2 separate regions of the Homo sapiens genome follow, and region 1 is linked to region 2. Evidence: chromatin contacts called from ENCODE Hi-C or POLR2A ChIA-PET data. All regions are on one chromosome and are shown on one strand. Each heading gives the region's core, a stretch centred on a gene start or an enhancer-like site at or near the end of the contact. The rest is flanking DNA. Distances are from core to core; before and after follow the strand shown. Region 1 holds the start of STAC3 (SH3 and cysteine rich domain 3). Region 2 holds the start of NACA (nascent polypeptide associated complex subunit alpha).

Region 1 (6,031 bases), core at 2,536-5,035, 530 kb before region 2:
GGGGGACAACAGTGGGACTGCTGAGAATGGCCGCCACTCGGACCTCGCTGCCTTGTACACCATTGTGGCTGTGTTCCCCAGCCCCCTGGCTGCCCAAAATGCCTCCCTTCGTCTCAACAACTCCGTGAGTCGCTTCAAACTTCGAATGGCCAAAAAGAACTATGACCTGAGGATCCTGGAGCGAGCCAGCTCCCAATAAATGGAGGAGGGGAAAGGGACTGTCACAGAAGGAGCAAGGGCAGGGTGGAGGGGGTTGAAGGATCCTGACAGACCATGGACAGAGGCAGGAAGTAAGGAAACTGATGTTAAACTGGAACCTAAGACAGTGATGAAGATGGAAACACAGATACCTACACTGGCATTGGACTCCTTCTTGCTCCCCTGCCATGGGTCCTCTCTTTTTCCCTGGTTGACCCCCCTTGCATCACTCTTCTTCCCATCCTCTTCTTTTTTTTTTTTTTTTTTTTTTTGAGACGGAGTTTCGCTCTTGTCACCCCAGCTGGAGTGCAGTAGCACGATCTTGGCTAACTGCAACCTCCAGCTCCTGGGTTCAGGTGATTCTCCTGCCTCAGCCTCCCAAGTAGCTGGCACTACAGACACGCGCCACCATGCCCGGCTAATTTTTGTATTTTTAGTAGAGACGGAGTTTCACCATGTTGGCCAGGCTGGCCTCAAACTCCTGACCTCAGGTGATCCACCTGCCTTGGCCTTCCAGAGTGCTGGGATTACAGGCGTGAGCCACTGTGCCTGGCTTCCATCCTCTTCTATCATTTTTTTAAATCTCTTCTCCTATCATAAAATTAATTTCTCATTTTTTGGTCAGGTAGAATTGGGAAAGTCCCACACTGTCCTCCTATTACCTTAACATCCCAAGCTTCCTTTCCTTTTTTGGTCTTTATGAATATATTTATATGGACAGAATTAAGATAAACAAAATTGATTGCCCCATTCTCTCACTTCCCCATCTTGTCTTCCTAGACCCCACAGAGTTAAAACTTGGGATTCCCCTGGCCCCCCCAGAACACTTGTATATTGTTTGTTTGAGGTTCGTGCCGCAGTAACAGACACAGTATTTAATTGCACATACAGATGTTTGCTGGGTATATTCACTGTAAATTTTATTTAATCTGTTTTTTTGTTTGTTTGGGGGTTATTTGGGGGGAGGTTGGTTTTGTTTTTAAATATAAAAAAAAAAATCTGTCACTGGACATCAGTCACTGTTTCTCTGTTGCCGCCCTGGTATGGGTAAAGGGTTGGAGGCCCTGGGTAGGTATAGCCCTACAGCTGTTGGAGGTGTTTGTCGTGGGTTGGGATGGCTTTCTCTAGCATACGCACACTATTTTAACACCATTCCCTCTGTCTCATCCTCTTCCCTGTACACGGTTCTGATAGATGGCTAGATCTCTAATGGGACCATGGCTTTGGGCTCTCCCGGTTCTGCCACTGTGGTTCATCGAGCATATCACTTCTCAACTCTGGATCTGTGTCCAGATCAGTAAAATAAGAGACTTGGACTTAGTAGGTGACCTCTAGGTTTCCTTCCAGACTATTAATTCTGTGGTACTGTGTACTCATTTAGGGCCCTTGTAGTTGAGTTTTGAGATAGGGTCTTGCTCTGTCACCCAGGCTGGAGTGCAGTGGCAGATCTCAGCTGACTGCAGCCGCCTCCCGTGTTCAAGCGATTCTTGTGCCTCAGTCTCCCGAGTAGCTGGGATTACAGGCGCGATCTAGCATGCCTGGCTAATCTTTTTTTTTTTTTTTTTTGCTATTTTTGGCAGAGACAGGGTTTTACCATGTTGCCCAGGCTGGTCTTGAACTCCTGGGCTCAAGTGATCTCCCGCCTTGGCCTCCTAAAGTGCTGGGATTACAGGCATGAGCCACCACTCCCAGCCCAGCTCGTCTTCTGAAAACCCTTTAGGGATGGAGAACTTGGGCCTTTCTTTTTTTTTTTTTTTTGAGATGGAGTCTCGCCCTGTTGCCCAGGCTGGAGTGCAGTGGCGCGATATCTCGGCTCACTGCAACCTCCACCTCCCGAGTTCAAGCAGTTCTCCTGCCTCAGCCTCCTGAGTAGCTGTGCCCCATCGTGCCCAGCTAATTTTTGTATTTTTAGTTGACATGGGGTTTCACCATGTTGGCCAGGCTGGTCTCGAACTCCTGACCTTGTGATCCACCCGCCTCGGCCTTCCAAAGTGCTGTGATTACAGGCGTGAGCCACCGTGCCTGGCTGCCTTTCTTTAATCCTAAAGCTGGAGGATTGGGTTTTACCTGTCAGGGACAGAAGCAGATTTTTATTACAATGAAAGCTACAGCAACTGAACTCGCAGTGCCAAGATGCTGTATTATCCAAACATGCTCAGCAGTCCCTGTCCTATGTGGCTGAAAAAAGACGAAGAGCAGAAGTCATCTTGCCTGCAAGATGGAGCTTTTCCTTTAGAGCATCTCAAAGCAAGCCCTGTTGTTCTGCAGCCTGTCAGAGCAGGGCCATTAAAGAACCTGCAGAGTCAGAACCATCCTGCACCCCCTTTTCAAACTCCCCCCTTAAATAGAAAAAAGTAGTGGGTGAGAATGACAAAGCACGTTGCCCTGGAAATCTCTTGGGTCCAAGTAGCTGTATCCCTAACGACGATCCTACAGGAGCTTGCCTGACCCAGTCTCCAACACAGTCCTTTATTTCTTACAGATACAAGGAATAGAGCAGCACTGCATTGCCACCTCTAAATTGCTCTCCCCTGAGATGGGAGTATCTCCTCTTTCATCCATGTCACAGCCCAAAGAGTAGAAGGGTGCACCCCTGTGAGATGAGAATGGCATCTGTCTCTTTGATCCATCAGTTATATACTGAGGCATCAAAGGTGGGAGATGGAATCAGGGAATCAAAAGGGTTTAGGAAGTGTGAGGGTTGGCCATCCTACCTTTAAGAGTTTGCAGTTCTCATGAGGAAGGGGACATTACTTAGAAATGATTTAAAAAATTCCTTATGTGGCAGCTATATGCTTCTGTCCAGTGTTAACTGGCCCTTTTTAATAGCCCTGGTAATTCCCTTCAGTCTGAGGACAAAATTTTACAAGAAGGAGGGTGGGGAGATGTCTCTGGGAGCTGCTGGAGGGAATGAAGCAATACTACATATTCTTCACTTTCTTACAGGATAGCAAAGTACTCCTCCAACCACCTACAGATAAAAAGCAATCTAGCCATGCACGGTGGCTCACACCTGTAATCCTAGCACTTTGGGAGGCCAAGGCAGGCGGATCACCTGAGGTCAGGGGTTCGAGACCAGCCTGGCCAACATGGTGAAACCCCATCTGTACTAAAAATACAAAAATTACCTTGGCGTGGTGGTGGGCGCCTGTAATCCCAGCTACTTAGGAGGCTGAGGCAGGAGAATCGCTTGAACCTGGGAGGTTGCAGTGAGCCCGGATCGCTTCATTGCACTCCAGCCTGGGCAACAAGAGCAAGACTCTGTCTCAAAAAAAAAAAAAAAAAAGCCATCTAGTATGGCTGATAGGAGAGCTCTATGAGTTCAAATTAGTCTTTTTTTACCCTGTCTCAAAAAATAAATGAAAAATAAAAATAAACTCCCCTTAAATGTTAAATGAGCATGAACAGAAACTGTCCCTTCCTGAATTCAGCCATTATTCACCTGTTCGCCTTAGATGAAGAATCAAGGAACAGCAGCTCTAGGGGGTTGGGAGGAGTTAGGGTCCGGCCCTGCCCCAGACCTCTCAGTGTCCAATTTCTCTGTGTCAGCTGTGTTTCTCAGCTGTCCACTTTCCTCCAGCCCTGTCATTTCAGCCCTGACACCAAGGCAGGAGGCTAGGAGGTCTACAAATAGCGACTGGGTAGCTGGTGTGAACACAGGGGGTACTGGGGGGGCTTAGCCCCCAAGGAAGAGGACCAGTTTTTCCCCAGCACCACCATCAAGGCCTCGAGGCTCCCAGCTCCCTCTACAGCCTGTGGACTGACTTAGGGAATCCCGAACGTAAGTTACCTCTTCATCCTCTTGATTTCCACGACTGCTCACCCCAGCTGCCCTGATCTATAATCTACTCAGCTTCTTCATTTCTCTCCTTGTCTGTGAGTCTTTTGGGTTTTAGGCGTAAAATTATTATTCTACTCTAGGATGAGTTTGGATTGAAGCGGGGGGTGGGGGTGGGGGTGGGGTGAAGGGAATGAAGTAGTAAGGGAAGGAAAGGCTCATATTACCCTGAAAACTTAAAATAGCTGAGCCCTGAGGCAGGCTGGGACAGAACTAGGCACAGGGCCCCCAGGGCTCAAGAAAAAAGTAGGGGAGGACAAATGTCTCCAGTCCATCCTTCCTTGTGTGCACACGAGGACACACATTAAACCTCTTGAAGAGAGGAGATCTGGGAAGGTATGCATCACATCTCTGTTGCCCACAGATTTCCAGGAGAAACAAAGTACCTATAGGAAAATGACGTAAACCACGCAGCTTTGAACACTGTGTAAGGGCTGTAAACTATGGGGTCGCCCCTCAGGATGGAAGGATGAGTATCAGTTTGAGGAACTAATTGGGAAGCTCTTTAGTCTGTTGGGCTTTTTTTTTTTTTTTTTTTTTTTTTTTGAGACGAAGTCTTGCTCTGTCACCCAGGCTGGAGGGCAGTGGCACAATCCCGGCTCACTGCAACCTCCGCCTCCCGGGTTCAAGCGATTATCCTTCCTCAGCTTCCTGAGTGGATGGGATTACAGGCGTCCGCCACCACACCCGGCTAATTTTTATATATTTAGTAGAGATGGGGTTTCACCATGTTGGCCAGGCTAGTCTTGAACTCCTGATCTCTAGTGATCCGCCTGCCTCAGCCTCCCAAAGTGCTGGGATTACAGGCATGCACCACCACACCCGGCCATGTTAAGCTTTTTTCTAGACCTCCATGAAATCTGTTAATAAAACCTGCCAAAGGATCTGTATTTGGCCCAGTGCAGTGGCTCACGCCTGTCTCAACAATTTGGGAGGTTGAAACAGGAAGATTGCTTGAGCTAGTTCGGGACCAGCCTAGGCAACAAAGCAAGACCATGTCTCTACAAAAAATAAAAAAGTAGCCAGGTAGTGTGCACCTTGTGTTCCAGCTACTCAGGAAGCTGAGGTAGGGGGATCGCTTCAGGCTGGGAGGTCGAGGCTGCAGTGAGCCATGATCACGCCACTGCACTCCAGCCTGGGTGACAGAGTGAGACCCCATCTCAACAGTAACAACAGCAAAATCTCTCATCACATTTCTCCGAAAGCCTCCCCTTTGAGGACCACCCTACTGCAAGGGACAGAAAGGGAGAGAAGAATGAAAGGGATTAGATTTCATAGTGGGGTCCAACCTCTTGCAGGATGACAGAAAAGGAGGTGCTGGAGTCCCCTAAGCCCTCCTTCCCAGCAGAGACTCGGCAAAGTGGGGTGAGTCTGGGCCTCTGACCACTGGGTGTGGGGGGCTGGGAAGCCATTACAGCTGAAGAAGAGTGCTTAAATTGATCTCATTTGTGTGTGACTCATTTTTTGCTGGCCAGCACCTGCAGTCCCCAATACCAATACCCCCCTAATCCTGGGGTACATTCCTTGCCTGAAACTAGAAAACTGTCTAGTTTGCTCTAGCGCCCCCCTACTCTAGAGAGGGTGACAAGTCCTTTTAACATTGGGTTTTCTTCACTCCCTCCCTCAGCTACAGCGGCTAAAGCAGTTACTCAGGAAGGGTTCTACAGGGACAAAGGAGATGGAACTTCCCCCAGAGCCCCAGGCCAATGGGGAGGCAGTGGGAGCTGGGGGTGGGCCCATCTACTACATCTATGAGGAAGAGGAAGAGGAAGAAGAGGAGGAGGAGGAGCCACCCCCAGAACCTCCTAAGCTGGTCAACGATAAGCCCCACAAATTCAAAGATCACTTCTTCAAGAAGCCAAAGTTCTGTGATGTCTGTGCCCGGATGATTGTTCGTGAGTCATGAAGGGAAGTGAAGAGAGTATGATATTGAAGGCAGAGGTTTGGGGAGAGGGCATAGGAGAGGAGTATTTGTAGCAGATGGGCTGTGGCTAG
Region 2 (6,581 bases), core at 3,345-5,844:
GGTGATGCACGCCTATAATCCCAGCCACTTGAACCCGGGAGGCAGAGGTTGCAGTGAGCCGAGATTGCACCATTGCACTCCAGCCTGGGCAATAAGAGTGAAACTCCGTCTCAAAAAAAGGAAAATTCCTCGTTGTTTGGTTTTTTCGTTTGTTTATTTGTTTGTTTTTGAGCCAGAGTCTCACTCTGTCATCTAGGCTGGAGTGCAGTGGAGCAATCCGCCTCCCTGCAACCTCCACCTCCCAGGTTCAAGCGATTCTCCTGCCTCAGCTTCCCGAGTAGCTGGGACTGCAGGTGCACGCCGCCACGCCCAGCTGATTTTTTGTATTTTTAGTAGAGACAGGTTTTCACCATGTTGCCCAGGCTGGTGTCGAACTCCTGAGCTTGGGCAATCCACCTGCCTTGGCCTCCCAGGTGTGAGCCACCTCACCTGGCCCAAAAACTCTTCATTATTTGAGCTTATGTGTACTATAGGTTATTAAGTCTTCAGGTTCTAGAAACAGTGGGTCGATTAAAACTCCTGAATACAAAATTACTAGAGACTCATTATTCCAGAACTAATCAGTAAAGAACTCAGAAGGAGAGTGGAAAGACTGGTATGCTTTTAAAAAGAGACTTTTTTTTTTTTTTTTTTTTTTGAGACGGAGTCTCACTCTGTGGCCCAGGCTAGAGTGCAGTGGCGCCATCTCGGCTCACTACAAACTCCACCTCCCAGGTTCGCGCCATTCTCCTGTCTCAGCCTCGTGAGTAGCTGGGATTACAGGTGCGTGCCATCATGCCCAGCTAATTTTTTGTATTTTTAGTAGAGATGGGGTTTCACCGTGTTAGCCAGGATGGTCTCGATCTCCTGACCTCGTGATCCACCCGCCTCGGCCTCCCAAAGTGCTGGGATTACAGGCGTGAGCCACCACGCCCGGCCTCAAAAAGAGACATTTTCAGCTTTCATTATCATTTTATAAATATGTCTAGCATTGAAGTGCCTTAACTCCTGGGCTCAAGGGATCCTCGTGCCTCAGCTTCTGGAGTAGCTGGGACTACAGATATGCGCCACCTTGCCAGGCTTACGTTTTATTTTGTTGTGGAGACGGGGTCTTGCCATCTTACCCAGGCTGGTCTCTAATTCCTGAGTTAAGCAGTTCACCTGCCTTGGCCTCCCAAACTGCTGAGATTACAGGTGTGAGCCACGGCGCCCAGCCAATGTTTAGTTCTTAAAGACAGCAAAAATATACCCAAGGACTACTGACTTCCCCTTTTCTTGATTTGCCAATTCAGTCACATATTAGAACTGTAGAAACAAAGGGGCAAAGAAATGGCTTCTATCTTCAAAATTGCCAACTTAAGAAACACGCTAGCCGGGTGTGGTGGCTCACACCTGTAATCCCAGCATTTTAGGAGGCAGAGTGGGCAGATCACTTGAGGCCAGGAGTTCAAGACCAGCCTGGGCAACATGGCAAAACCCCGTCTCTACAAAAAATACAAAAATTAACTGGGTGTGGTGTTGTGTGCCTGTAGTTCCAGCTACTCGGGAGGCTGAGGTGGGAGAATCGTTTATGCCCAGGAGGCGGAGGCTGCAGTGAGCCATAATCACCCCACTGTACTCTAGCCTGGGCAACAGAGCCAGACCCTGTCTCAAAAAAAAAAAAGGAAAAAAAAATACATCCTTCCTTGGCTAGTCATTACTACAGAGAGAGGAAAAAGTAAGTGGGCTTGCTGGGGAAGAAAGAAAAATTGTGAATATGTACTTTTGTCTAAGGAAATTGGCTATTTCTGGTCCTTCTGAAGGTAAATGGACTAAAGGACTGCATTGAAAATCTTCCAGATCATGTATTTATTAGGTAGAAATTGATTATGTCTACAATTTAATAGTAACAAACTTTTTAAGTTTTATGTAAAGATTACATGGGATAATTTTATGAGATAGACTGTTTCTTTTTCCTTCCAATTAGAGTGTGAGTGTGTGTGTGTATATATACACACAGACTAATTTAATCTTCCAAACAATCCTATCAAGCAGCTACTATTTTTCCCATTTTACAGATCAGGAAACTGACATGAATATATATATAGGTTAATTGCCTAAACTGACCTAATAGATTTAGACAAAGGAGTCTTATTTCAGAGTCTGTCTTTAATGACTCCACAATATTGCCTCTCCTATTTGAGGAGGATTTCAGAATTTCCCATTCCTGGTAAACCCCACTATCTCACTTAATTTTAATTCACCAATCCTAATCCTCATTTCACTACGCTAAGGATTTCAGAAATGTTAAAGTAGCTTTCAAAGCATTTTAAATTTTCACTGCTTCCCTTAAAAGGCGGCCACACCAGGTATGGTGGCTCACACCTGTAATCCTAGCACTATGGGAGGCCGAAGCGGGTGGATTGCCTGAGCTCAGGAGTTCGAGACCAGCCTGGGCAACACGGTGAAACAGGAGAAGTTTTGTGGCAGGAGAATTGCCAGAATCCGGGAGGTGGAGGTTGCAGTAAGCTGAGATCGCGCCACTGCACTCCAGCCTGGGTGACAGCGAGACTCCGTCTCAAAAAAAAAAAAAAAAAAAAGGTGGCCACAGTCGTCTTAAAGCTATTAAATCAGGCCAGGCATAGTGGCTCACACCTGTAATCCCAGCACTTTGGGAGGCTGAGGCAGGCGGATAACCTACGGTCAGGAGTCCGGGCGGGGAGGCGGGTACCTATAATCCCAGCTACTCTGGAGGCTGAGACGAGAATCGCTTGAACCCGGGAGGCCGAGGTTGCAGTAAGCCGAGATCGCGCCACTGCACTCCAGCCTGGGCGACAGAGCGAGACTCCGCCTCAAAAAATAAATAAATGTTGACTGGTTTAGCTAATTCAGGTACAGCAAATATTTGTTGAGTTCTTTTGTAGGGCTGTGGGAAGATATGGGAGGCTTTTCATTAACACAACACTGATTTTACATTCTACTTTTCAAAAATACAGTTGTACAAAGCATGGTTTAAGGTGGGGTCCCAGACACCTAGAATAAATAAGCTTAGAATATCCAAGAAGTGCCAGGGGCGGTAGTTCACGCCTGTAATCCCAGCACTTTGGGAGGCCGAGGCAGGCGGATCACCTGAAGTCAGGAGGAGACCAGCCTGGCCAACATGGAGAAAGCCCGTCTCTACTAAAAATACAAAAAATAGACTGGCGTGGTGGCGCATGCCTGTAATCCCAGCTACCCGGGAGGCTGAGGCAGGAGAATCGCTTGACCCGGGAAGGGGAGGTTGCAGTGAGCCGAGATCGTGCCTTTGCACCCCAGCCTGGGCAATAAAAGTGAGACTGTCCCAAAAACAAAACAAACAGGCTGGGCATGGTGGCTCACGCCTGTAATCCCAGTAGTTTGGGAGGCCGAGGCAGGCGGATTACCTGAGGTCAGGAGTTCAAGACCAGCCTGGCCAACATGGTGAAACCCGTCTCTACTAAAAATAAAAAATTAGCCGGGGGTGGTGGCACACACCTGTAATCCCAGCTACTCGGGAGGCTGAGGCGGGACAACTGCTTGAGCCCTGGAGGCGGAGATTGCAGTGAGCCGAGATCGTGCCACTGCACTCTAGCCTGGCCGACAGAGCGACTCAAAAAAAAAAAAAAAAAAATCCAAGAAGTGCCCAAAATAGCAAGCAAAGGAATTGTATATGTGCCTATGTTCTTTTTTTCTGGGAAGGAGAATCTGCAGCTTTATAATTTCAACATCGGCTAAATTGTCGTGAACCTAAAACAATCAAAAGGGCCGGAATCTATTTAAAGAGTTTATTCAAGGGCAGTGTGAGGATGGACCAACCAGAAAACCTCCAAAGAATGGAGTCAGCCTTCAGAAGTAGAGAAGTTACGATTTCATTTATTTAGGGAGACAGAGGAGTTTTTAGCTGGATTACGTTATCCATACAAGGTTGGAACATAATTACAGAATTTGGTTACAAGAAGTGTTTTTTTTGGGGGGGGGGCGGGGGTACAGCTAACATTGTTTTACGAAGAGTTTAACACGCATGAGTTGCTGTCATCTGGTGACATCGTTTGAGTCTCTCTAGTCATTGAACAGAACAAGAAAAATCGAATTAAATTTATAATCTGAACTGAAGTTATATGTGACCCATCACATCTCTCAAGTTTTAAAATGGGTTTTTTTGTTGTTGTTGATGGGGGGGGAGAGGGTCCAGCAGCTTTTAAATGTTTTCACATCGTGTGTTCCAAAAATAACTGGTTAGCCTAAGTCACTTCCACCCTCCAATGTTGTGAATGCAGTCTCTAGCATTCGCTATTTAATGTCTTCTTCCTGCACTATTTGAGAAATCGCGAGGTCGACTTAATACCGCAGTCGCCACTTCGCGGACCGGAGGGCGGAGTCTGCTTAGTTCTGAGGACTGCGTGGGTCCGCGCAGAGAGCTCCTGCTAGGCCTGCGCGTCCCGTTCTAAATTCTTACCCTTTAGTCCTTGTCACCACCCCCGCCGTGGGAACGGCCTGACAGTCACTCGTCAAAGGAAGTGGCTGCCGGCAGCTCTTGACCCGGAATCGGATCCTAGTCCCACCCCCTCCGCTCCAGGCTTCCTTCTGCAACAGGCGTGGGTCACGCTCTCGCTCGGTCTTTCTGCCGCCATCTTGGTTCCGCGTTCCCTGCACAGTAAGTACTTTCTGTGCCGCTACTGTCTATCCGCAGCCATCCGCCTTTCTTTCGGGCTAAGCCGCCCCGGGGACTGAGAGTTAAGGAGAGTTGGAGGCTTTACTGGGCCACAGGGTTCCTACTCGCCCCTGGGCCTCCGGACAAAATGGGGTCTGCGGTTGGTGTCCTGGCAAAAGCAGGGTAGAAGGGCTGCGGGGCGGGCCCAGAATCCGAGCCTGCAGAGATGGGAGCAGTTGCAGTGTTGAGGGCGGAAGAGGAGTGCGTCTTGTTTTGGGAACTGCTTCACAGGATCCAGAAAAGGGTAAGGGGTCACAGCCTTAGAACCTGTAACACCGTTCTCCCTGTGACAAGCAAGTGTTGGACTTAAAACACCGTCTTTCCCCTCCTGGTACCCCAAAGTCGGCAAACGTAGTCCAGGAGGCCCCAGCCCAGCCAGTGTGAGTATTAGGAGTGGAGGGGGTTCACAGTAGCGTCTGAAGTCTCCCATGATCGAGAGCCAGCCCGGGATCCTCTCCCTCGGGTTGAGAATGCAGTGGGAATTGCTGGCCTTGATAGAGGCGTGAGGGTCACATCATATTTACCTCTTATTCCCAGGTGCTTTGGGGAAGGTTGTCACCAAACACCCTCACGATTTTTTTCTAACAGCCCTCCTCGGAGTTTTTAAGAATACTTATCTCCGGGTTGGGCAAGTGAATGTATCCCAATCAATTTAGGCCTCCTTTTTATTCCCTTCCTTCAGAAATGCCCGGCGAAGCCACAGAAACCGTCCCTGCTACAGAGCAGGAGTTGCCGCAGCCCCAGGCTGAGACAGGTAGGTTTCCCTACCCTCCTTGCCATTAATTAAAATTAACCCTAAAGCCATTTGGTGGGCAAAATGACCAAGGGGAAATACACTTTTTAGGAGGATGGGGTTGCAGCTTTACCAAGGAGGATAGACCGTAAAATTACTATCCTGGAGATACTTCTTTAGGGATTTGGAGTAAAAATAATATTTTTAAGATTCGTGGACGTTAAAAGTACCCTAGCTTGCTTTCTATGTTATGCCTGTCGCCTCAAAAGAAGCTCTCCTGTGGAACCCCCACCTCACATAGGAAAACTCAGCAGGGAATGGGCTCAGTGATTCTTACCTATTGGAACTAGATGACACAGGCCAAGGAGCCCGGAGCATTTGTGAAACTCCAGCCAGCAAGTTGCATCAAGGTTTTAGTTAGCAGAGCTTGGCATTGTGCCTTTATCACATGTCTGGATGAGATGTGTGCTGGTGGTAAATGTGTCCTACTGGGCCCCAGAGTCGTCCTAGGTCGGATAACTTGTTTATGGGTTGGTGGTGCTGAGATACTTCTAGTGTGCTGGAATAGTTCCTGCATCATTGTGTGAAACCCAGGATTGAAATAAATCCTTTTATCCTCAGCGTCGAAATTAACGACTGTGAAGGCTAATTTTAAATTCTGGTTAAAACATATCTCTGTAGAAAACTTAGGAGGAGGTAATGAAAAGTTCTTAAAATGATAGCCTTTCTGAGTCAGTTGTGCAGCGTTAAATGAAGGAAATCTTCAGGCTGTAATTTTCATTCTCACCTTTTTGGTTTTTTTTAAATTTCATTTGTTATTTAAGGGCAATTCCTGTCCCTTTTTGGAGTTACAGTAGAGTTGCTTATAGTTGAAAGCATAAAGTTTCTTCCCACCTGTTTGATTTTAACAGCTGAAGGGATTAATACAGCTGCTAGGAAGGACAATAGGGGGCTCTAAGCTGGAGTATAAACAATATGAAATTCTTGAAGTACAAGGGGCTTAAGGAAGGGAAAAAATAAAGTACTGTTCTCTAAAGATTCTGTAATTTCAGTACAAAACGAGATTTTAGAGATTGTGTCATTGAACAACTTAATTTTACAAATACGAAGATTTGAAATTCAGATGAATTTAGAATAATCTGATTCAAGCTTCAAAACTAA

The links. A loop is a pair of places that touch in the nucleus more often than their neighbours do. ChIA-PET counts read pairs that join two places held with the same protein, here RNA polymerase II (POLR2A). Pooled maps may share reads with other maps.
Region 1: POLR2A ChIA-PET joins it to region 2 with 10 read pairs in naive thymus-derived CD4-positive, alpha-beta T cell. The contact joins the promoter of STAC3 here to the promoter of NACA in region 2. A Hi-C loop is called at or near these places in 2 of 50 pooled maps. POLR2A ChIA-PET finds 5 or more read pairs at or near these places in 6 of 52 experiments (AG04450, B cell, OCI-LY7 and 3 more).

What each region holds. Positions count from the first base shown.
Region 1 is chr12:57,248,941-57,254,971 of GRCh38, reverse strand. It overlaps STAC3 (SH3 and cysteine rich domain 3), which reads left to right and starts at 3,785. Exons shown (of 12, transcript NM_145064.3): 1 at 3,785-3,979; 2 at 5,335-5,401; 3 at 5,664-5,931. The coding sequence starts at 5,336. It overlaps R3HDM2 (R3H domain containing 2), which reads left to right. Exons shown (of 24, transcript NM_001394031.1): 24 at 1-1,208. The coding sequence ends at 199. RefSeq lists an enhancer at 6,015-6,031.
Region 2 is chr12:56,723,312-56,729,892 of GRCh38, reverse strand. NACA (nascent polypeptide associated complex subunit alpha) reads left to right here and starts at 4,594. Exons shown (of 9, transcript NM_001365896.1): 1 at 4,594-4,630; 2 at 5,370-5,441. The coding sequence starts at 5,372. RefSeq lists enhancers at 4,519-4,648, 4,739-4,788, 5,848-5,967.